Regions from separate parts of the Homo sapiens genome. Here region 1 is linked to region 2. A link is an interaction called in ENCODE POLR2A ChIA-PET data of the cell type or tissue named here. Cell type or tissue: Panc1. All regions are shown on one strand. Each heading gives the region's core, and the rest is flanking DNA. Links, peaks and the distances in the headings are about the cores only.

Evidence for each region. Peaks named below come from ENCODE experiments on the same cell type or tissue, not always from the same donor. Only the 100,000 strongest peaks of a DNase experiment are listed, where the experiment ranks them.
Region 1: POLR2A ChIA-PET joins it to region 2 with 6 read pairs; 3 of 35 experiments call an interaction of 5 or more read pairs at or near these places.

Annotation. Positions count from the first base shown.
Region 1 is chr10:132,439,335-132,447,208 of GRCh38, forward strand. It overlaps LINC03068 (long intergenic non-protein coding RNA 3068), which reads right to left and starts at 5,648. Exons shown (of 3, transcript NR_184030.1): 1 at 5,438-5,648; 2 at 2,927-3,009. It overlaps LINC02870 (long intergenic non-protein coding RNA 2870), which reads left to right and starts at 5,855. Exons shown (of 3, transcript NR_149317.1): 1 at 5,855-5,944; 2 at 6,362-6,445. RefSeq lists enhancers at 1-92, 93-756 and silencers at 4,395-4,444, 4,545-4,594. In Panc1, for the core only: CTCF peaks have their summits at 7,594 (motif pointing left) and 7,794; no DNase peak of the experiment used is centred there; H3K4me3 peaks cover 1,459 bases; H3K27ac peaks cover 2,934 bases.
Region 2 is chr10:132,566,168-132,578,646 of GRCh38, forward strand. All of the region lies in intron 1 of INPP5A (inositol polyphosphate-5-phosphatase A), which reads left to right. Among named protein-coding and RNA genes, the nearest start is that of INPP5A, 35 kb to the left of the region's middle. RefSeq lists enhancers at 4,169-4,939, 5,409-5,548, 5,709-6,478, 6,049-6,198, 6,209-6,258 and 6 more. In Panc1, for the core only: no CTCF peak of the experiment used is centred there; DNase peaks (open chromatin) are centred at 5,974 and 6,564; H3K4me3 peaks cover 2,534 bases; H3K27ac peaks cover 2,983 bases.

The DNA of each region.
Region 1 (7,874 bases), core at 3,875-7,874, 130 kb before region 2:
TGTTCAGCTGAGAGTGGGTTCCAGAAAGTCATGGAATCTTCCAGAAAAGATGCCACCTACATCCCCGGGATGGCTTTGGTGAACGTGAACGTGGTGGGCTCCTGCGTCAACAGCATGGGCCTTGGCCAATCTGAGCTCCAAGGCATGCCCAGAAGACCTCCCCCAGGTGCCCACAGCTATCCTTGAAGTTGCAGAGACAGACCCCAGAATGAGCCGTGACGCCGTGCTCAAAGTGACCAAAATCCACCCAGAGCACATGCGACGTGCATGTGTGCCTGCGTGCGTGCATGTGTGTGCCTGTGTGAGGATGTGTGTGTGCCTGTGTGCCTGCATGTGGGGTGTGGGGGTGTGTGTGCCTGCATGTGGATACGTGTGTGCCTGTCTGCCTGTGTGTGGATGCATGTCTGTGTGTGCCTGCGTGTGGATGCATGTGTGCCTGTGTGCATGCATGTGGATGCATGTGTATGCCTGTGTGGATGCATGTAGATGTGTGTGTGCCTGCATGTGGATACTTGTGTGGGTGTGTATGCCCATGTGAGTGTATGCCTGCATGTGTGTGTGTCTGTGGATGTGTGTAGATGTGCATGTTCCTGTGTGCCTGTGGGTGGATGTGTGTGTGCATGTGTGTGCCTGCATGTGGATGTGTGTGTTCATGTGTGCGTGTGTGCCTGCGTGTGGACGCATGTGTGCGTGTGTGCGCCTGTGTGTGGATGCATGTGTGCATGTGCGGATGTCTGTCTGTGGATTTGTGTGCATCTGTGTGTGGACTCGTGTGTGTGTGCATGTGTGCCTGCATGAGGGGGCCTTTCCCCCACCCCACCACAGGCTGGCACTCCCAAAACAGCTGGAGTGCTGCCCTCATCTCCCACTACCCTCACCCCCAGCACACAGGATCTGGGCCCACTGTCTCCCCCCCAGCACACGGGATCTGGACCCACTGTCTCCCCTGCCCAGCACACGGGATCTGGGCCCACTGTCTCCCCCCAGCACACGGGATCTGGACCCACTGTCTTCCCAGCACACGGGATCTGGGCCCACTGTCTCCCCTGCCCAGCACATGGGATCTGGACCCACTGTCTTCCCAGCACACGGGATCTGGGCCCACTGTCTCCCCTGCCCAGCACATGGGATCTGGACCCACTGTCTTCCCAGCACACGGGATCTGGGCCCACTGTCTCCCCCCCAGCACACAGGATCTGGGCCCACTGTCTCCCCCCCAGCACACGGGATCTGGGCCCACTGTCTCCCCCCCAGCACACGGGATCTGGGCCCACTGTCTCCCCCCAGCACATGGGATCTGGACCCACTGTCTTCCCAGCACACGGGATCTGGGCCCACTGTCTCCCCCCAGCACACGGGATCTGGACCCACTGTCTCCCCTGCCCAGCACACGGGATCTGGGCCCACTGTCTACCCCCCCAGCACACAGGATCTGGGCCCACTGTCTCCCCAGCACACAGGATCTGGGCCCACTCTCTCCCCAGCACACAGGATCTGGGCCCACTGTCTCCTCAGCAGCGTCCCTGAGCCCCACTGTCCATGGCCCCAGCCACCACTGTGGTGCAGACTCTGGCTCTCAGGACCCCCCCACGCCCTGCCATCTCCACTCCATGGGTTCCCTCACACTAGGCTGAGTGATGCCCAGCACCAGGCATCTCTTGCAGGGCCCGGGACCCCATTCCTCGAAGACGGCTCAGGGCCGAGGGTGGTTGCGTGGCAGGCACTAGGCCTCTCAAATTGGCCTGCAGAATGCTGCCTGCGGTGGGACAGGGCCTACTCCGCCAGCCGACAGCATGTGTACCCTCGAGGCCAGCAGAAGAGAAAGGGAGGTTTCATGTTCTAATTTTCATTTTCGTCAGAATATACTCATAGAGTGAGAACTCAAGCAGCACAGGAAAGGCTGGGGCAGGACTTCCTGAGCCCCCACGGCCACTCTTCAACCCAGGAGCCTCTCCCTGAGCCCGGTTTCTGGTCCTAGAGCCTTAAGCCTGGCAAGACACTCGCCCCGCCGCTCCTGCCCCATGCCTTTGGGGGTGTCGGGATGCCCCACTTTAAGCCGGGCTGAGCTCATCTCCACCCGACCTCCCCGCACTCACGTCAGTGGCCTTTTCAGTCCTGCCGTCCTGGTGGGGTGCAGTGGCCCAGGGTCCTGGCTACCTAATGAGCTCCCCAGGCAAACGTTGGAGCAGAAGGGATCACAAGTGGCACAGCCAAAGGAACGGATTCCAGAAACGTGAGCTGGTGGTTGAAAACACTCACGTGAGCAATTGAAAAGGCCGTGAAACCATTACCAAACATTGAGAGCAGAAATGGAATTTAAAGCGAAGGTGGGTAAAACCCCGAATTCTCCTGATCCCAGATTTCTTTTTCTTTTTTAAGCTTATTTGCTTATTACAAAATGAATCCACTCTTTTTACAGAACAATTACAAAATATTGACAGCCAAGCATGGTATCCTAAACCAGCCCATCCCTCACACATTCAGGGGCAGCTCCTGTTAACCCGGGGTTCCCTCCTCAGGGCTGTTAGCAGGTGCGTATGCATGTGAGTGTGGGTGTGCGTGTGTGCATATGAGTGTGCATGTGCGTATGTGCACGTGTGACTTGCGTGAGTGTGCATGTGCGTGTGCGTGTGTGCACGCATGTGTGTGTGAATGTAGGAGCGCATGTGTGCATGTATGTATGAGTGCATTGCATGTGTGCACGTGTGTGTGCATGTGTGTACGTATATGTGTATGAGTGTGTGTGTGCACGTGTGTGTGCATGTGCGTGTGTGCGCATGCATGTGAGTTTAGGAGTGCATGTGTGCATGTATGTGTATAAGTGGGCATGTGAGTGTATGAGTGTGCATGTGTGTACATGTGTGTGTTTACGCATGTGTATGCATGTGTGCGTGTGTATTCTTAACCCAAGGGAGGCACTGCTTACCACTGGATCATAACCAGATGTTTAACCAGTCTTCAGAGGGAGGACATTTAGGTTCTTTCCAAATGCAGCACAGAGCAGGGGCGCTGGGGAAGGGGAAAGGAAAAAGAGCTCAGCGCAGGGAACTCGTGATCTTGTAGAGACAAACGGAAACATTCACACACCAAGGGACAGCAGCAGAATGGAGGGGCTGAAATGGGGGGGCCGGAATGGGGGGGGCAGATGGGGGATTGGAATGGGGGGGCCAGAATGGAGGGGCCAGAATGGGGGGCCTGGAATGCGGGGGCCGGAATGGGGGGACCGGAATGGGGGGGCTGGAATGGGGTGCCGGAATGGGGGGGCCGGAATGGGCGGGGGGCCAGGACGGGGCGGCCGGCATGAGGTACTAGACTCTTCCTTAAGTGGGGTGGGACACATCCACAATAAAATGTTTAAAAAGAAGGAAAAGGACCAGGGCACTTCAGAAAAAATGAAGGAAGCCACATGGGAGACGTCACAAGGCATTGCCCACCCCTTGCCCACCCCGTGGGCTCCCAGCCAGCAGGCAGGGCAGGGTGCACACTTCCTCCTGCCTCCCCGAGGTCCCCGGGGCTGACCACAGGTTCACATGGGCAGCGAGGTGGTCGCAGGAGGACGGGGCCTGGAGATCCAGCCCCAGATGACACTGCAGGCCCCGGCAGGGGACGGTGCCACCCTCACCTCTGCCTTCTTGCCTCTGCTCTGCCTGGCCCATGGCTCTGTAGGCCTCCGTCCTCTAAGGACTCAAATTTTTTAATATAAAAATAAGTTGCAGGCCGGGTGTGGTGGCTCACACCTGTAATCCCAGCACTTTGGGAGGCCGAGGTGGGCAGATTACCTGAGGTCAGGAGTTCAAGACCAGACTGGCCAATATGGTGAAACCCTATCTCTACTAAAAACACAAAAATTAGCTGGACATGGTGGGGGACGCCTTTAGTCCCAGCTACTTGGGAGGCTGAGGTAGGAGAATTCCTTGAGCCCAGGAGACGGAGGTTGCAGTGAGCTGAGATCGTGCCACTGCACTCCAGCCTGGGCAACAGAGTGAGACTCTGTCTCAAATAAAATAAAATAAGGCCAGGTGCGGTGGCTCACGCCTGTAATCCCAGCACCTTGGGAGGCCAAGGCAGGTGGATCACGAGGTCAAGAGACTGAGACCATCCTGGCTAACACGGTGAAACCCCATCTCTACTAAAAATACAAAAAATTAGCCAGGCGTGGTGGCGGGCGCCTGTAGTCCCAGCTACTCGGGAGGCTGAGGCAGGAGAATGGCGTGAACCCGGGAGGCGGAGCTTGCAGTGAGCCGAGATCACGCCACTGCACTCCAGCCTGGGCGACAGAGCGAGACTCCGTCTCCAAAATAAATAAATAAATAAAATAAAATAAAATAAAAAGTTGCAGTGTCAGCAATGAGTTAGCTCTTTAATGGGGGCTTTTTTAAATGAATATTTCTCAGCTGTTGGTGAGCTCAGCTGAGGGAGGGCGGGCGCCACGGGTCCCTGACTCAGACCTGACTGTGGGGCTGGGACACGACTGCCCCTAGTGGGAGCAAGGCCCAACGGTTGGGGGGTGCCCAGCGCCCAGCCAGCAGCTGGGGTGTCTGTGGGGGCTCCCCCATCGCCCTCCCCTCCCCCTTCCCTTCCTTCCCTCTCCTCTCAACCCCCACTCCCCTCACACCTTCCCCTCCCCCTCACTCCTCTCCCCTCTCCTCAGGGCTCCCTGGCTTCCTGCCTCACCCTTCCCCTCCCCCCACTCCCCTTCCTCAGGGCTCCCTCCCCTCACTCCCTCCCCACTCACTCCCTCTCCCCTTCCTCAGGGCTCCCCGCCTCACTCCCTCCCTGCTCACTCCCCTCCCCTTCCTCAGGGCTCCCCACCCCCCCACTCCTCCTCCCCTCTCCTCAGGGCTCCCCCCCTCACTCCCACTCACTCTCCTCCCCTCTCCTCAGGGCTCCCTCCCTCCTCACTCCCTCCCCGCTCACTCCCCTCCCCTTCCTCAGGGCTCCCTCCCCCCTCACTCCCTCCCCCGCTCGCTCACTCCCTCTCGCCTCTCCTCAGGGCTCCCCGGCTTCCTGCCTCTCTGAATTCCTCCTCCAGACCCTCAAGGCTCCCTGCTCATTCCCTCTGGGGTCCTGAGGTCTCCAAGGGCCACTCTGGCTTCCCCCCTGCAGACCCACCCTCCTAGGGGAACAGGGTGACCCCACACAGACACTGATGGGACAAGAGAACCAGCCCTGCAGAAAGCCTCCAGGTGAGGCTGACAGTGCTGGTCCTGTGACGGGGAAGCAGGTGAGAGCCATCTCTGGCCTCAAGGCTGATCAGCAGCCCCCAAGGTGTCCTCTGCAGAGAGGGCCAGCCTCAGGCCTGCCACCCCGTAGACCACAGGGACCTGTCCTGAGATTCCTCCATTTCTGAGCACCAGCCTAGGAAATGATGGAGGGTCTGGCCCCCAGGCCCAGACCCCCAGGCCCCCTGCCCCCGTCTAGGTCCCCAGGTACTTGCAGAAAAGAAGGGGTGAGCACAGCCTTCTGTAAGGGGGCGCCCGAGTCCTGGCCAAGGTGGCCGCCCACCCTGGGGCTCCAAGGTCCAGGCAGCCACCTCTTCGGTCTCTGCCCTTAATGTGGGGCAGAGTGGCAGGTCAGAGCCCCGGCCCTGGCCCCGGCCCCAGCCCCAGCTCCTCCTCAGCCACAGGGGCATCTCCAATTCCTGAAATAATTCAGTTCCCTCTCCTGGGCACCTCTAGAGCCCAGCTGGGCCCAGGGTGTGTTCTGCAGTTGTGGGGGTGGGGGGGAGGATTTTGCAACCCTACCCTCTCTGCAGGGTACCTCCGGTGGCTCTGGCCTCTGGGCCCCATGCTGTGCCAGACACACAGAGAGGCTCAGCCAGTTATTTCCAAGAGGCCAGGCAGGCAGGAGAGGCCCAGGATCTGCCAGGACTGGGAAGGGAGGCAGGAGGCTTCTCTGGGTATAAAGCAGCTGAAATGTGGAGTTTCCTCCCAGGAGCTGAGAGGTAGCTGCAGGGCGAGCCCTGGGGGAAGTGTGCAGCCGCTGGAGCTCCGTCCTGGGCAGGGGTGGTCACGGCTTGAGGATGGCAAGGGCTGATGCCTTGTTTGCTTTTAAAATTGTTGCTATTTGCTGTAGTTCCCCTGTTATTCCTAAACTCTCAGGAAGCACCTACTGGCCTCAAGGTAGTCTCGCTTATGGGGCTGGGGATGAAGAAGAGTGGGGTGTGCAGGTGGGCAGAGCTCCAGCGGCAGGAGGCTGAGGGCGGGCTGGGGAGTAGCAGCAGGGGATGGGCACGAGGCCCCTTCGGTCCTCCTGCAGCTGTTTTAATGTGGCGTTTTGGAAAGAGCCGCACCCCGTGGGTGCCTATGGGAAGGAGGCGTCTTAGTCACATGCCCCTAACGATTGCGGCGTTTCTCTACAGCGTGTCCATGGGCCCAGTGCCTGGCGTGTCCTCCCTGGGAGCTTGCTGGACGCATGACCAGGATTCTGGGAGGGCAGAGGACAGGTGGGTCCTGGTGGTAGGTCAGCTGCTGAGTTTCCCTATGACGTTTGTTCCGCTGGTGCCCAGAGCCCCTTCAAGGTGTCCATCATCAGGGGAGAAGTGGCGCCACAAACTGCCTTTTAACCCTGGGGTCCTGCCAAGAGGTCTGGGGTGTCCTGGGGCCTGTGGCCTGGGCTGCAAGTGCAGCCAGTTCCCTCAGGGCATGGCCACCAGCCCTGGGCTCCCGTGCCCGGGTTTCCCTGCCTGCCTGGCTGGTCAGAGGAGGGAGTCCCTCTATCCACTCTGCCCCACATTAAGGGGAGAGACTGAAGAGGTGGCTGCCTGGACTGTGGAGCCCCAGGGTGGGCGGCCACCTTGGCCAGGACTCGGGCGCCCCCTTACAGAAGGCTGTGCTCACCCCTTCTTTTCTGCAAGTACCTGGGGACCTAGACGGGGGCAGGGGATGCCCAAAAGGGCCTAGACACCTTCCATGGCAGCCGCCATCACAGGGTCTGTGGGAGGGCGTGTCCTCCCTTCCGCAGGCCTGGTGGGCAGCGAGGCCGTGCAGCTGCGACCCACCCTCACATCCGGGCCGGGAGCGGACTGAGGCCCAAGGCTGAGCCTCCACTCTGGACCTGGGACGTCTGGGCAGAGGAGCCCCGTGGTGGGGCCAGGGCGAGGGCATAGGGGCCTCAGGGTGGGCCCTGGGTACCCTTGACCTGCAGAGGCGTGTGGGGAGGTTCCAGCAGCTTCTTGGAGAGGCCCGGGGTAGAAGCACTAGCAGGTGAGCTATTGTGGGCCTTGGCGAGGCCCAGCCTTGAGCCGGATGGCCCGTGCCCCAGCTTGGAGGGGCTTGTGGGCAGTGGAGTACCGAAGGGACCTAGGCAGTGGGAGGAAGGAGAGATGAGGGCTAGACCCAGGCAGAAGGTGCAAGATGGCCCGCCGGCCTGGCCCAGACAGGAGGGTGGGGTGGGCAGGAGGAGGTGGGGGTCCTGAGGTCAGTGCTTCAGCTGCTCGGGCTGGCAGGATGCCCACCCTGCTGGGAAGGAGCCTGGCCTTTCTCCAGAGCCACAGCAGGGGCCTGGGCACCCCGCACTTGGTCCAGGCTGAGGAGGCCTCAGGTGCTGGGAGGCCTGGGAGGGCCCGGAAGAGCCTGCCTTTCTGCCCCCTGCTGCCTCACTGTGGGAGGGCACAGAGGAAGTGAAGGGCGGGAGCTGGGAGAAGCGGGAGGAGGAGGGGCAAGAGGAGGGACAGGAGAGGCTGGGTGCCCAGGTGCTCTCTGAGCAGGACCTTCCATGCGGCTCTGGGGGGCCCCTGGCACTGGCAGGTCAGGGGTCAATGAGAGGAGGGAAAGGTGGCCGGGAGCAGCTGCTGGGGCGGGGGAGGGCAGGAAGTGCATGAATCAACGCATGGGTGGGGGTCCCCTGAGAGGCCCATGGGAGCCCCTGAGCCC
Region 2 (12,479 bases), core at 3,582-7,581:
GGTATGTATGCAAGGTATGCATGATGAAACTGACTCCAGAAGAGAGGGAGACACTAAATTGACCAGTTATTAGGAAAAAAATTAAAAAGATTGATCGACTTGTCAAAGTTGCTGTCCCAAAAAAGCTCCAGATGTAGGTGTTTCCAGAGTGGATTCTACCAAACTGTTGAGGAACATCCGGCCCCAGTTCCCTTTCAACCAGCCAGCTTATCAGACAGAAGGAAAATGCAGGGATACGGAGGCCCGACAGAAGGTGGCACCGTGAAAACAGCTGTGCAGTTGTCTTGCTGTTGCTTGTGAGTGAAACCATCTCGGCTTAGGACCCAATAGCAAATAAACTCGATCCAATGTGTTCATACTAGAAACGTAAGGATAAGTTCATGTTCCAAAAGGTTGAGGGATGTAATTCCCTGTTTTCATAAGTTAATAGTTCATCAGTAGAAGAAACCTTGTTAGGTTATCTCGATAGATGCTGAAAATGTATTTGTTAATATTAAATGCCTACTTTTGATTGAAAAATGATTATTCTTAATAAAATTAAAACATGTATTTCCATAATATAATTTTAAAACACAGAATCAGGCATTTCCACTAGTGTCAGGGACAAGACACCCCATGTAACCACAGTTGTGTAATATACTTTCAGAAGCTCTAGCTAGTGAAATTAACAATTTAACAAGAGAAAGAATAATGTAAATATTGAATACTAGAATGGAGAGACGTTACTTGCAAATATGATTGTGCATCTGGAAAACACAAGAGAATCTATTGAAAACCTGTAATAGTGGTTTATGGAGAAATAGTAACTGTTGCTAATCTTGAGCTCTGATCTCTCAGGAGGCACAGGGTATTAGTCCGGCTCCTGTAGGCTGCAGTAACAGAACCCCTCATGGACGGTGGTGTCATTTGCCCTGGAATGTCTGGAGGAGGGAGGCTCCCGGGTGGGCAAGCAGCTCAGTGATGTCACCAGGAACCAGTTCTTCCCCTGTCTCCATCCGGCCACCCTCCTGTGCAGGTGACACCGTCCTTCTCAGATGCCACTGTCAGATTCTCATCCCACATTCTGCAGAAGCAGGAAGGAAGCACGCAAAAATACCCAAACAACCAAAACAAAATAACTCTCTTTTACTTGGGCAACTTTTATTTCATTTATTAATTTTTTGAGATGGGGGCTCACTATGTTCCCCAAGATGGTCTTGAACTCCTAGGCTCAAGCACTTCTCCCTTCTCGGCCTCCCAGAATGCTGGGATTACAGGTGTGAGCTGCTGGGCGCAGCCCCTTGGGCAACTTTTAAAAACCTTTGTATGGTGAATAATTTTAGGTTTGGTTCCTATGTTTCCCCTGATAGGAACATCGTAAATAACCATGCTTCGTTTGTCAGAGCCAGGATGGTAACACGGGACACTACTGTTGACCAAACTACAGGCTTTATTTGGGTTTTACCAGTTTTTCCACCCACCTCCCTTTTCCGCTCCATGTAAACGTGTCTGTGGTGAAGATGCGGGGCTCGGTCTGATTTCCAAAGCTGCTTTTGCCCCTGTGGCCTGAAGTCCAACGATTCCAGCTTTTTATTCCAATATCTGGTTATTTAAAACATATTTAATGTTCTCTACATATAAAGCTTATTCAGAAAAGATTTAATGTGAATTATACTGAATTATATGCTTTCCTTTTTGAATGATCATATAACTTAGTGCTTAATTACCACATCTGGCAAAAAATTAAAAAAAAATATTGGCTGAGGCCGGGCGCGGTGGCTCACGCCTGTAACCCCAGCACTTTAGGAGGCCGAGGCGGGCGGATCATGAGGTCAAGAGATCAAGACCATCCTGGCCAACATAGTGAAACCCCGTCTCTACTGAAAATACAAAAATTAGCTGGGTGTGGTGGTGCGTGCCTGTAGTCCCAGCTACTCAGGAGGCTGAGGCAGGAGAATTGCTTGAACCTAGGAGGTGGAGGTTACGGTGAGCTGAGATCGAGCCACTGCTCTCCAGCCTGGTGACAGAGCAAGACTCCGTCTCAAAAAAAAAAAAAAAAAAAAAAAATTGGCTGAAACACCAGACATTTTTCCTGGTGTTCACCTGGTACCACCTGTGGAGGACCCGGCTAAGGGTTCCTATGTGTTTCTCTGGAAGCCATTTCCATGTGTATCGATAGCGAAGTTTGTTTTAATATTTCAAAAGTTGCCCTTAATGGCTCCATGAGATAACAGAATTATTAAGCTGCCTTCAATTAAAGCCTCAAGTTTTCCATTTGTAAATTAAGAATTTTTGTGGCCTGGGCACAGTGGCTCACGCCTGTAATCCCAGCTACTGGGATTACTGGGAGGCTGGTAATTGGGAGGCTGAGGTGGGTGGATCACCTGAGGTCAGGAGCTTGAGACCAGCCTGGCCAATGTGGTAAAACCCCATCTCTACTAAAAATACAAAAAAAAAAAAATTAGCCATCCGTGGTGTTGGGCACCCGTAATATCAGCCACTCAGGAGACTGAGGGAGGAGAATGGCTTGAACCCAGGAGGTGGAGGTTCCAGTGAGCCGAGATTGCACTATTGCATTCCAGCCTGGGCGACAAGAGTGAAACTCTGTCTCAAACAAAACAAAACAAAACACAAAAAAGAATTTTTTTGAGACAATTGAAGCTTAGTGAATAAGTACAGAAATTGTATTGTCAAAACTATGTAAGTTTACTACATATATTTGCAAAGAGCAAGGCAACATAGATCACAATATGTTCTTACCGGCATTTTTTTTTTTTTTTTTTTTTTGAGACGGAATCTCGCTCGGTCACCCAGGCTGGAGTGCGATGGCACGATCTCGGCTCACCACAACCTCCGCCTCTTGGATTCGAGCGATTCTCCTGCCTCAGCCTCTCGAGTAGCTGGGATTACAGGCATGTTCCACCATGCCTGTCTAATTTTTGTATTTTTAGTAGAGACAGGGTTTCTCCATGTTGGTCTTACTGGTATTCTTTTTTTGAAATTATTTTAAACATTGAGCATCTGATTAATTCTCACCATACAGCAGAGAGTGTTAAGTTCTTATACTTTCTACATGTTTTTCTTTTGGATTGTCAATTCTTTTTGGTTAAAAATAATAAAAATTTTATCTCACATGGTTTCTTCTGTTAATATGAAGCTGACATGGTCTTGTAAATGTTTCTGCATTTTGCTTGTTTTTTTGTTAGTTTGTTTTTGGTTTCTTTGAGACAGGGTCTCGCCCTGTTGCATAGGCTGGAGTGCAGTGGTGGGATCAATGCTCACTGCAGCCTCCACCTCCCTCCCAGGCTCAAGGGATCCTCCCAACTCAGCCCCCTGAGTAGCTGGGTTTACAGGAATGTGCCACCATGACCGCCTAATTTTGTTTATTTTTTGTAGAGACGGGGTCTCAGTATGTTGCCCAGGCTGGTCTCGAACTCCTGAGTGCAAGCGATTCTCTGCCTCAGCCTCCCAAAGTGCTGGGATTACAGGCGTGAGCCACCTCGCTGGGTCCCCACTGTTTTTTTTAATTAAATTTTTAGTAGAGATGGGGTTTCGCCATATTGGCCAGGCTGGTCTCGAACTCCTGACCTCAGGTGATCCACTCGCCTCAGCCTCCCAAAGTGCTGTGATTACAGGTGTGAGCCACCGCACTGGGCCCCCACTGTTTTTTTTTAATTGAATTTTTAGTAGAGATGGGGTTTCACCATATTGGCCAGGCTGGTCTCAAACTCCTGACCTCAGGTGATCCACTCACCTCGGCCTCCCAAAGTGCTGGGATTACAGGTGTGAGCCACCGCACTGGGCCCCCACTGTTTTTTTTAAATTGCATTTTTAGTAGAGATGGGGTTTCACCATATTGGCCAGGCTGGTCTCGAACTCCTGACCTCAGGTGATCCACTCACCTCAGTCTCCCAAAGTGCTGAGATTACAGGCGTGAGCCACCGCGCTGGGCCCCCACTGTTTTTTTTAATTGAATTTTTAGTAGAGACGGGGTTTCGCCTTATTGGCCAGGCTGGTCTCAAACTCCTGACCTCAGGTGATCCACTCGCCTCAGCCTCCCAAAGTGCTGGGATTACAGGTGTGAGCCTGCGCTCTGCTGATATTTTCTTGTTGGTGACTGCACGTTTGCCTTGAGCTGTGAGCTCTCATAGAACCAGATGACCATTTGGGCTCACTGTTAACTGTAGCCCTTCTGTGGATGCCCCGTGGGCACCTTCGTATCCATCAGTTTCATCTCTGGCCCTGGGAAGCGGGAGGAGTTCGGGTGGAGCTGGAGGGTTTTCCTTCCGACGAGGTATGTGGAGTCCCTCTGCGATCCTGTCTGGGGAGGGGAGAAAGGGGTGGCAAGGCTTCTCTAGCTGTCACTGGGTCCTTGAACCCCCGCTGGCCTGGTGCTGCTGCTGGTGCTGACCACACACAGACTCATGGGAGAACTGGGCAACTTGGCCACTGAATCTTCATTGTGGGTGTTTGCTTTGAATATTTCGTTTTCAGCTCTTGTGTTTCTAAGTACCAAAACACTTTTTTTTTTTTGTAAGAATTCCAGTGCACCAACAATAAAACCAAGGGACCAACTGAGCCATTTGGAAGTGGTGGCTGGGGACACCCATACGGTGGTGACACTTCTGGGTGACTGGCTGGTGCTGGGTGTTTCTGGGCTGCCAGGACAGCAGGAGGTGGGGGTGTTCTGTGCCAGTGAGCTTCGTGCTGCGATGTGGATAGAGGGCCGTCCTTCCGGCCGCTGCTGCTCTCAGGTCGCCTCTCATCGGCACAGCGGCGCATCACACGGCAGCAGCCTGCCTGGCTCTCCTGGTGGGTGGGGGCTGAGGGATGAAAACGAGGCACTCCCTCCCCACCACAGCCTACTCCCGTGGGTTCGGGGCGTTGGAACATTCTCCAAACCCCTCCTGCTGCCTGGCCAGGTCCAGCTGGGCACAGTGCACGCCCACCTGCTGGGCCCTCCTCACCGTGGGCTCCGCCCTGGGCCCTTTGGACACCTTCCCTGGCCCTGACAGCAGCTACCTGGGAATGCAGCATGAGGCAGGTGCCTTTTGCTGAATGAGGTGAACAGCAAGAGGGAGAAAAGGAGAGATCGCCTAGCAAAGCAGCGAGGCCAGAGGCTCCTGCCGAGCAGAGGAGGAGGGCCATTGGCGCAAGGACACACCCATCCCTCATCACACTGCTGGGACCTGCCTACCCTCTCTGCTGGCACGCCGGGCTCTGCCACATGGGCCTGTCTGGGCCTTGTCCTCCCCAGCTGCGGGGAAGGGCTTCTTTCAGTTCCCTTTGGGTGAACACAGAGGCCCAGCTCCTGCCGCTGTGTGTGGTTCTGGGTCACTCAGGACCACTGATAATCAAAACCACCAACTTTGGACTACACAGAGCTATTAAGGAGCTTAGCTAAATTTAAAAAAAGTGCAGCTGATATTTATGTCCTTTATGTGCCAGATAGTGCTGTAAGGATGTGGTGTGTCTCTAGGTATGTCAGCCCTGACGTTTGTGCCGTAAGGACCCGGAGTGTCTGCAGGCAGACCTGTCATCCCCGCAGCCCTGACGTGCGTGCTGTAAGGACCTCGAGTGTCTGAAGGGAGACCTATCATCTCCACAGCCCTGATGCCTGTGCTGTGTTGCTCCATTGCACAGATGGAAAGACAGGGGCTAGCGAGTGAGCAGCCAGTGTGAGGCCCTGCGGTAGCAGGTGGAGGGGGCAGGGTGTGAACTGAGCTGGGGCTGGCTCTGGCATCTGAGCTTGTTAACGACCGACTGGGCTAGAGGCAGAGTGGGCCGCACCCTGACCACCACCTCTGTCCCCCACTGCTGTGCCCCTCTGTCTCACTGTTTCCTGTGGTCCCTCCTGACTAGAAGAGACTCAGGCCTGCTGAGTAGCATGCAGCACAGGACGAGCCTGCAGAGCCCTCTTGGGACTTACACACTGGGGATTTGACAGCTCATGTCTGGCACCGCAGATAGTCTAGGAAAAGGTGACTCATCCAAGAGCCTGGCCGGAAACCCACAGGGTATTGGCCCAGGTGTGCCGAGAGGCTGGCCGGAGGGACCATTGTGATACTCAGAGGAAAACGCCTGTGGCCCATGGGGGGGCCTTCAGAAGAATGTCGGAGTTTCTCAGCTGGCAAGATGCCCCTGGTGGCAAGATGCCCCTGGTGGCAAGATGCCCCTGGTGTGGGGCCCCTCACCTGGACCAGAGGCCTTCCCTGAGCTTCTGTTTTGCAGGGAGGTGCCTGAGCTGCACAGCTTGCCTGGGAGGAGTCGTGGTTTCTGGGGGTGGGGCCTTTCGTAGGGCTGTGCTGGTGCTGTCCTGGGGGAGGGGGATGCTGAGCACGCCCGCCCGGGGCTGCTTTCCCTGGGAGGGATGCTGAGGCTGCCCAGGGCTGCTTTCCCTGTGAAGCAGCGTGACCCAGGGCTCTTGGTGGGGATGTGCCGTTTGCTCTTTTTCATGTGTCTAGCCCTTGGGAAGTGTTTTTGGTACTGCTGGTTCTCATGCTCTAGTCCTGGTAATGGGCTAGTGTGCTTGTTCTGGCTTTACTCGGTAGCGTTTATAACAGGACAGGATTCAGAGGACACTGTTGCTGAGGGAAAGTTTGTGCCACTTAACCTGGTGTTGCTTCTGGCCCTGCCTCTGCTGGGCGTCTGTCTGCAGCGTGCCTTGGAGTGTTTCCCTTGCTCTGCTGATTGCTGAAATGCAAGACCTGGGCCTCTGGAATCCCATTGAAAGAACTTGTTTAAAGAAACATCAGCTCGGTTTATTTCATACACAGCTACTTTTTGTAGATACTGAGGTTTTGTTGAGATGTTGGGGTGTACGTGCCGTGTGAGGTTTTGTTGAGATGTTGGGGTGTGCGTGCCGTGTGAGGTTTTGTTGCGATGTTGGGGTGTACGTGCCGTGTGAGGTTTTGTTGAGATGTTGGGGTGTGTGTGCTGTGTGAGGTTTTGTTGATGTTGAGGTGTGTGTGCCGTGTGAGGTTTTGTTGAGATGTTGGGGTGTGTGTGCCGTGTGAGGTTTTGTTGCGATGTTGGGGTGTACGTGCCGTGTGAGGTTTTATTGAGATGTTGGGGTGTGTGTGCTGTGTGAGGTTTTGTTGATGTTGAGGTGTGTGTGCTGTGTGAGGTTTTGTTGATGTTGGGGTGTGTGTGCTGTGTGAGGTTTTGTTGAGATGTTGGGGTGTGTGTGCTGTGTGAGGTTTTGTTGATGTTGAGGTGTGTGTGCCGTGTGAGGTTTTGTTGAGATGTTGGGGTGTGCGTGCCGTGTGAGGTTTTGTTGAGATGTTGGGGTGTACGTGCCGTGTGAGGTTTTGTTGAGATGTTGGGGTGTACGTGCCGTGTGAGGTTTTGTTGAGATGTTGGGGTGTGTGTGCTGTGTGAGGTTTTGTTGATGTTGGGTTGTGTGTGCTGTGGGAGGTTTTGTTGAGATGTTGGGGTGTGTGTGCCGTGTGAGGTTTTGTTGAGATGTTGGGGTGTGCGTGCCGTGTGAGGTTTTGTTGAGATGTTGGGGTGTGCGTGCCGTGTGAGGTTTTGTTGAGATGTTGGGGTGTACGTGCCGTGTGAGGTTTTGTTGAGATGTTGGGGTGTGCGTGCCGTGTGAGGTTTTGTTGAGATGTTGGGGTGTGTGTGCCGTGTGAGGTTTTGTTGATGTTGAGGTGTGTGTGCCGTGTGAGGTTTTGTTGAGATGTTGGGGTGTGTGTGCTGTGTGAGGTTTTGTTGAGATGTTGGGGTGTGTGTGCCGTGTGAGGTTTTGTTGATGTTGAGGTGTGTGTGCTGTGTGAGGTTTTGTTGATGTTGAGGTGTGTGTGCCGTGTGAGGTTTTGTTGAGATGTTGGGGTGTACGTGCCGTGGGAGGTTTTGTTGAGATGTTGGGGTGTACGTGCCGTGGGAGGTTTTGTTGAGATGTTGGGGTGTGCGTGCCGTGGGAGGTTTTGTTGAGATGTTGGGGTGTGCGTGCCGTGGGAGGTTTTGTTGAGATGTTGGGGTGTGCGTGCCGTGGGAGGTTTTGTTGAGATGTTGGGGTGTGCGTGCCGTGGGAGGTTTTGTTGAGATGTTGGGGTGTGCGTGCCGTGGGAGGTTTTGTTGAGATGTTGGGGTGTGCGTGCCGTGGGAGGTTTTGTTGAGATGTTGGGGTGTGCGTGCCGTGGGAGGTTTTGTTGAGATTTTGGGTTGTACGTGCCGTGGGAGGTTTTGTTGAGATGTTGGGATGTGCGTGCCGTGTGAGGTTTTGTTGAGATGTTGGGGTGTGTGTCCTGTGTGAGGTTTTGTTGAGATGTTGGGGTGTGTGTGCCGTGTGAGGTTTTGTTGCGATGTTGGGTGTGTGTCCTGTGTGAGGTTTTGTTGAGATGTTGGGGTGTACCTGCTGTGTGAGGGCCGGCCTTGTTTCTGTTTACTGATGCCTCCTGGGCCTCACACAGGGAGGGGTGAACAGAGGTCTTAGGGAGGGTGTTTTTCTCTTTTTTTTCTTTTTTTTTTAATTTTGTATTTTATTTTATTTTATTTTATTTTATTTTATTTTATTTTATTTTTTGTAGAGATGGGGTCTCAGTATTTTTTTTTTTTGAGACAGAGTCTCGCTCTGTTGCCCAGGCTGGAGTGCAGTCGTGGGATCTTGGCTCACTGCAACCTCTGCCTCCTGGGTTCAAGCCATTTTCCTGCCTCAGCCTCTGGAGTAGCTGGGGGGTGTTTTTCGTTTTAAAAGGCCTGGAATGTGGTTTCTGTGAGAGCCTTCCGGAAGCTCTGGGGAGGTGCTTGTCCTTGTTGCTGGGCCTTGGGGCGTGAGGCAGCTGGTAGGCACGGACTTCTGGTGGTAAGGAGCTGTCTAGCCTGGAAGCCTGCAGCCCACCTGACGATAGAAACGCAAAGCACACCTCAGCATATGGTCTGCGGAGTCCTCCCGGGGGCTCCGGATTCGGGGTGTCCGTGGAAAACACATGATGCCAGGTCCACAGGGTGACAGGTGACAGGTGACCCAGCCTTCAGGCTCCCTGTCCAGCCGCTGGGACTCTGTTGAATGCTGCATTCTTCCTCCGCAGGCTGGCGTTTGCACCGGCCTGGACACATCGCAACCCTGACCTGTGTGCTGAAGGGCGGCCGCCTGATGTCTGCCTGCTTTTGGCATTTGGACGACACCTGGTTTCTGCCTGAGGGAGGGATTGGTCCTCTTACCTGATGTGTAGCTCCCAGAAAGGCTTGTGCAGAACTGACATGTGGCTAGCCTGCTCCCAGCCCCCCGCAGCTCACAGGGTCAGGATGGGAGGGGAGTACAGGCTGAGGCACCAGGCACCACAGGGGCCTGCACGTCACTGTCAGTCTGGTTAAACATCATAAAATTAGTAACCAAACCGATCTAACCACATTCACAATCATTTGGAAACTGGTGAAAAGGGGAAAGCAATGAGCACTATCCTACTTCCCTAACCCAACCACAAGCAGCGGAGCCAGTTATTTCTTGGCTTCTCTGTGGAAGTGCGTTTATTTGAAATCCGTAAACAGTGTTTATCTTGGCGAGGAGGAATCCTGCACCAGCTTAGACAAGGAACTCCTGACGCCTCAGCGCCTGGCCCTCAGGACAGCCTTTCCCCGGTTCCCTGTGTCCCTCTGGCCGTGGGCTCCCGCGTGGTGTGTGCGGCCCAGGGCCCTGGCAGTGGGGAGTGTGTGGTCCCCTAGTGACACCGCCTGCTCTGTGGCTGTTTTCTTTCTTTATGATTGTTTGCTTCTCACACTCCCTGCCAAAGGACCTGCTTGATGCCACTGACATCGCGGCTCTTGTGGACTGTGGAGCTGGTGGCTCCCCTCTCCTCCTGAACCACGAGTACTTTCTGGGGAAATGATTTCACCCACTGCCCCCTGCCCACATCCCTCCACCACAGATGCCACCTGACCTGCAGCTACCCACTGGGCTGCTGTAGCTCCTTGGTGACCAGACTCTGCCCTTCCCTGCCAGTGTGTGTGCTGAGCCTCTGAGATCACGGCCCAGCCCTGGGCCCTCCCTGTGCAGGTCAGGCTCCAGGTTGAGGCCAGGTGAGGGAGCCGTGGTCCGGGGCTGTGGCTCTGCTCCTCTCCAGCCCTCTTGCCAGAGGTGGGAGGTGCTGGTGTGCCCCTCCTGCCCCCAGGACAGCACTTCTCTGTCTGCTTCCTGAGGCTCACAGCACAGCTCCTGTCTGCAGGGAGAGGAGAGTATGGAGAGGTTCAGAATGCGGGCTTGGACAGGTGCTGGGTGGCACCCCGAGCGGGTTTTCCTTTCAGGTGTGGGGCTGCAGGTTCTAGTGGGTTCTCCACACAGTCCTGGCCCTGGATGGAAAGAGGGAGAGAATCTAGCCTTGGGCTCTGGGCTGTGGTGGCTCCCTGAGGCCTTGCAGCTGGGAGGGGTCCTCTGCTCCTGTCCCCAGTGTGCGTCCCCCACTGCATCCACCCTCTCTGGGGCCTAAACTGCACATGATATCATTCATTACCTTTTTTCCCAACCAGCTAACAGGATGCAAACGAGAGTGTTCTAAATGATCTTGGAATACAAACTTGCATATGTTACTTTCAAGCATTAAATGTTTACCTTCTTAAATAAATGGTTGTCACCTCATTTTACCTTCTGAATTAAGCAGATCTCTGATGCACCCAGCGTCTTGCCTGTGCTGACCGGCCACAGACCCTGGGAGAGTCCCCAGCTGGGATGGGGAGCCGAGGGTCGCACCCAGACTCACACCCCAGAACCCGGGTTTTAGAGTGAGACTGACGAGGGCCACCAGGATGTGCTCTGCCGGTGTCTGCCCTGTTCCCAGAATGCTGGTCACACCCGCTGAATTGCTGTGAGCCCAGTGGTGGGCTGAGTGCCACGGTTTGAACGCACCTGTGGTGCCTCTGACCCATGGGGAGAGGGCTTGTGCTGGGCTCCAGAAAACTCTGAGGGACCTCTGAAAGGTGGCAGGACTGTGGGGAAGGGGTTTTGGCTGAGGCTCAGCAGAATGAAGGGGCCAGGAGTGGAGGGGGCAGAGGGACCCCCAGGCAGGGCCGCTGCACCTGGAGAGAAGCTGGAAGGCAAAGACTGGGTCGTGGTGCCCTGAGTGCAGGTGGGTTGCTCCCCCCCGGCACGCCGCCCGTGGTGCATCACGTTCTGTTGCAGTGTCTGCTCCTGAGCATTTCAGGACGGGACTCTGATCATCCTCCAAGCCGGCCTGCATATCCTAGTTGGTATCTGAGTTAAGTTTACACAGGAGATATGGGGTCAAAAGGTGGTGGGGTACCTGGCATCCTACAGGTGGCATTCCTGTATCTGTGATTTTTGTTCACACGTTTATCTCGGGCTGCGCATGCCCGGCCCCGGGCCAGGGAACGGGACATGGCCATGAAAACAGTGGGCCCCTGCTGTCTTGAGGCCCATCTTTTGGTGGCCCCTGTTTTGGTGGCCATCAGGGAGGGGCCTGAGCCCCCCATGGGGTCAGGTGGAAAGTGGCAGCTCTTAGAGGTGACATAGGGACCCTTGGAGGTGACATTGAGACCCTTGGAGGTGACACTGAGACCCAAAGGAAGGACAGGAGGGCCCCTGAGGAGATGGATGAGGTGGGAAAGTGCAGCCAGCATGCCTGTCTCAGGGAGGCATTGGGTGTTGTGGGCAGCGGTGGTTCGTGGCCTCCTAGTGACCTCTCCTGGTCACTGGACAGCAGCCTCTCTCGCCCATGGGCGCTGCTCTCGGTTCCAGCCTCGTTGGTTACTCGGCAGCCGTCAGACTCCTGGTTTGAGAAGGGAGTGTGGGCTCCCTGTCCTCGAGGGGTTCAGCTGTGCCATTTGGGGGTGCTCCATGAAGCTGGCAGCTGGACAGCCGTGACACTGGTATTTCTTGGGTTATTTTAGTTGTAGGCATGTTTGCTAAATGTCAGCAATTTGGCCTCACTCAAAATTTGTTTTGAGATTAGGCTCAGTATTGAACTGCATTGAATGAAGTAAACCAGGATTCTAAAATTAACGTGTGAGGGGAAGTTATTTCACCATTGGGAGATTATTATGCTCTCTACAGAAAGTGTTGCAGAACTTTGATTTGACAGCAATAAAAATGAACCCTCTCCTTTTTTGTGTCTGGTTTTAGCTCAGTGCCATATAAATCTGGGCATTGAAGGTTCAAGGGTCCAGGCGCTCCACCTCTGCCCCTGTGGCTGTGTGGTGCTCTGTCTATGGGGATCTTTGTAGCACAAGCCCGAGCCTTATCAAAGACCCTGGTTCTCTCCACTGGGTGCATGTGGAGCACCTCGGCCGGCATTCAGTGCCCACTCTGCATGCCGCCCCCGTGCCAGTCCCCGGCAGGTGAAGGTGAGCAAGACCTTGCACTGGAGCAGCTCTGTCAGGAGAGTGTGCGGGGGCTGGAGGGGCTCTGTCAGGAGAGTGTGCGGGGAGTCTCATCCAGGAGAGTGTGCGGGGACTGGAGGGGCTCTGTCAGGAGAGTGTGCGGGGGCTGGAGGGGCTCTGTCAGGAGAGTGTGTGGGGCGTCTCACCCAGGAGAGTGTGCGGGG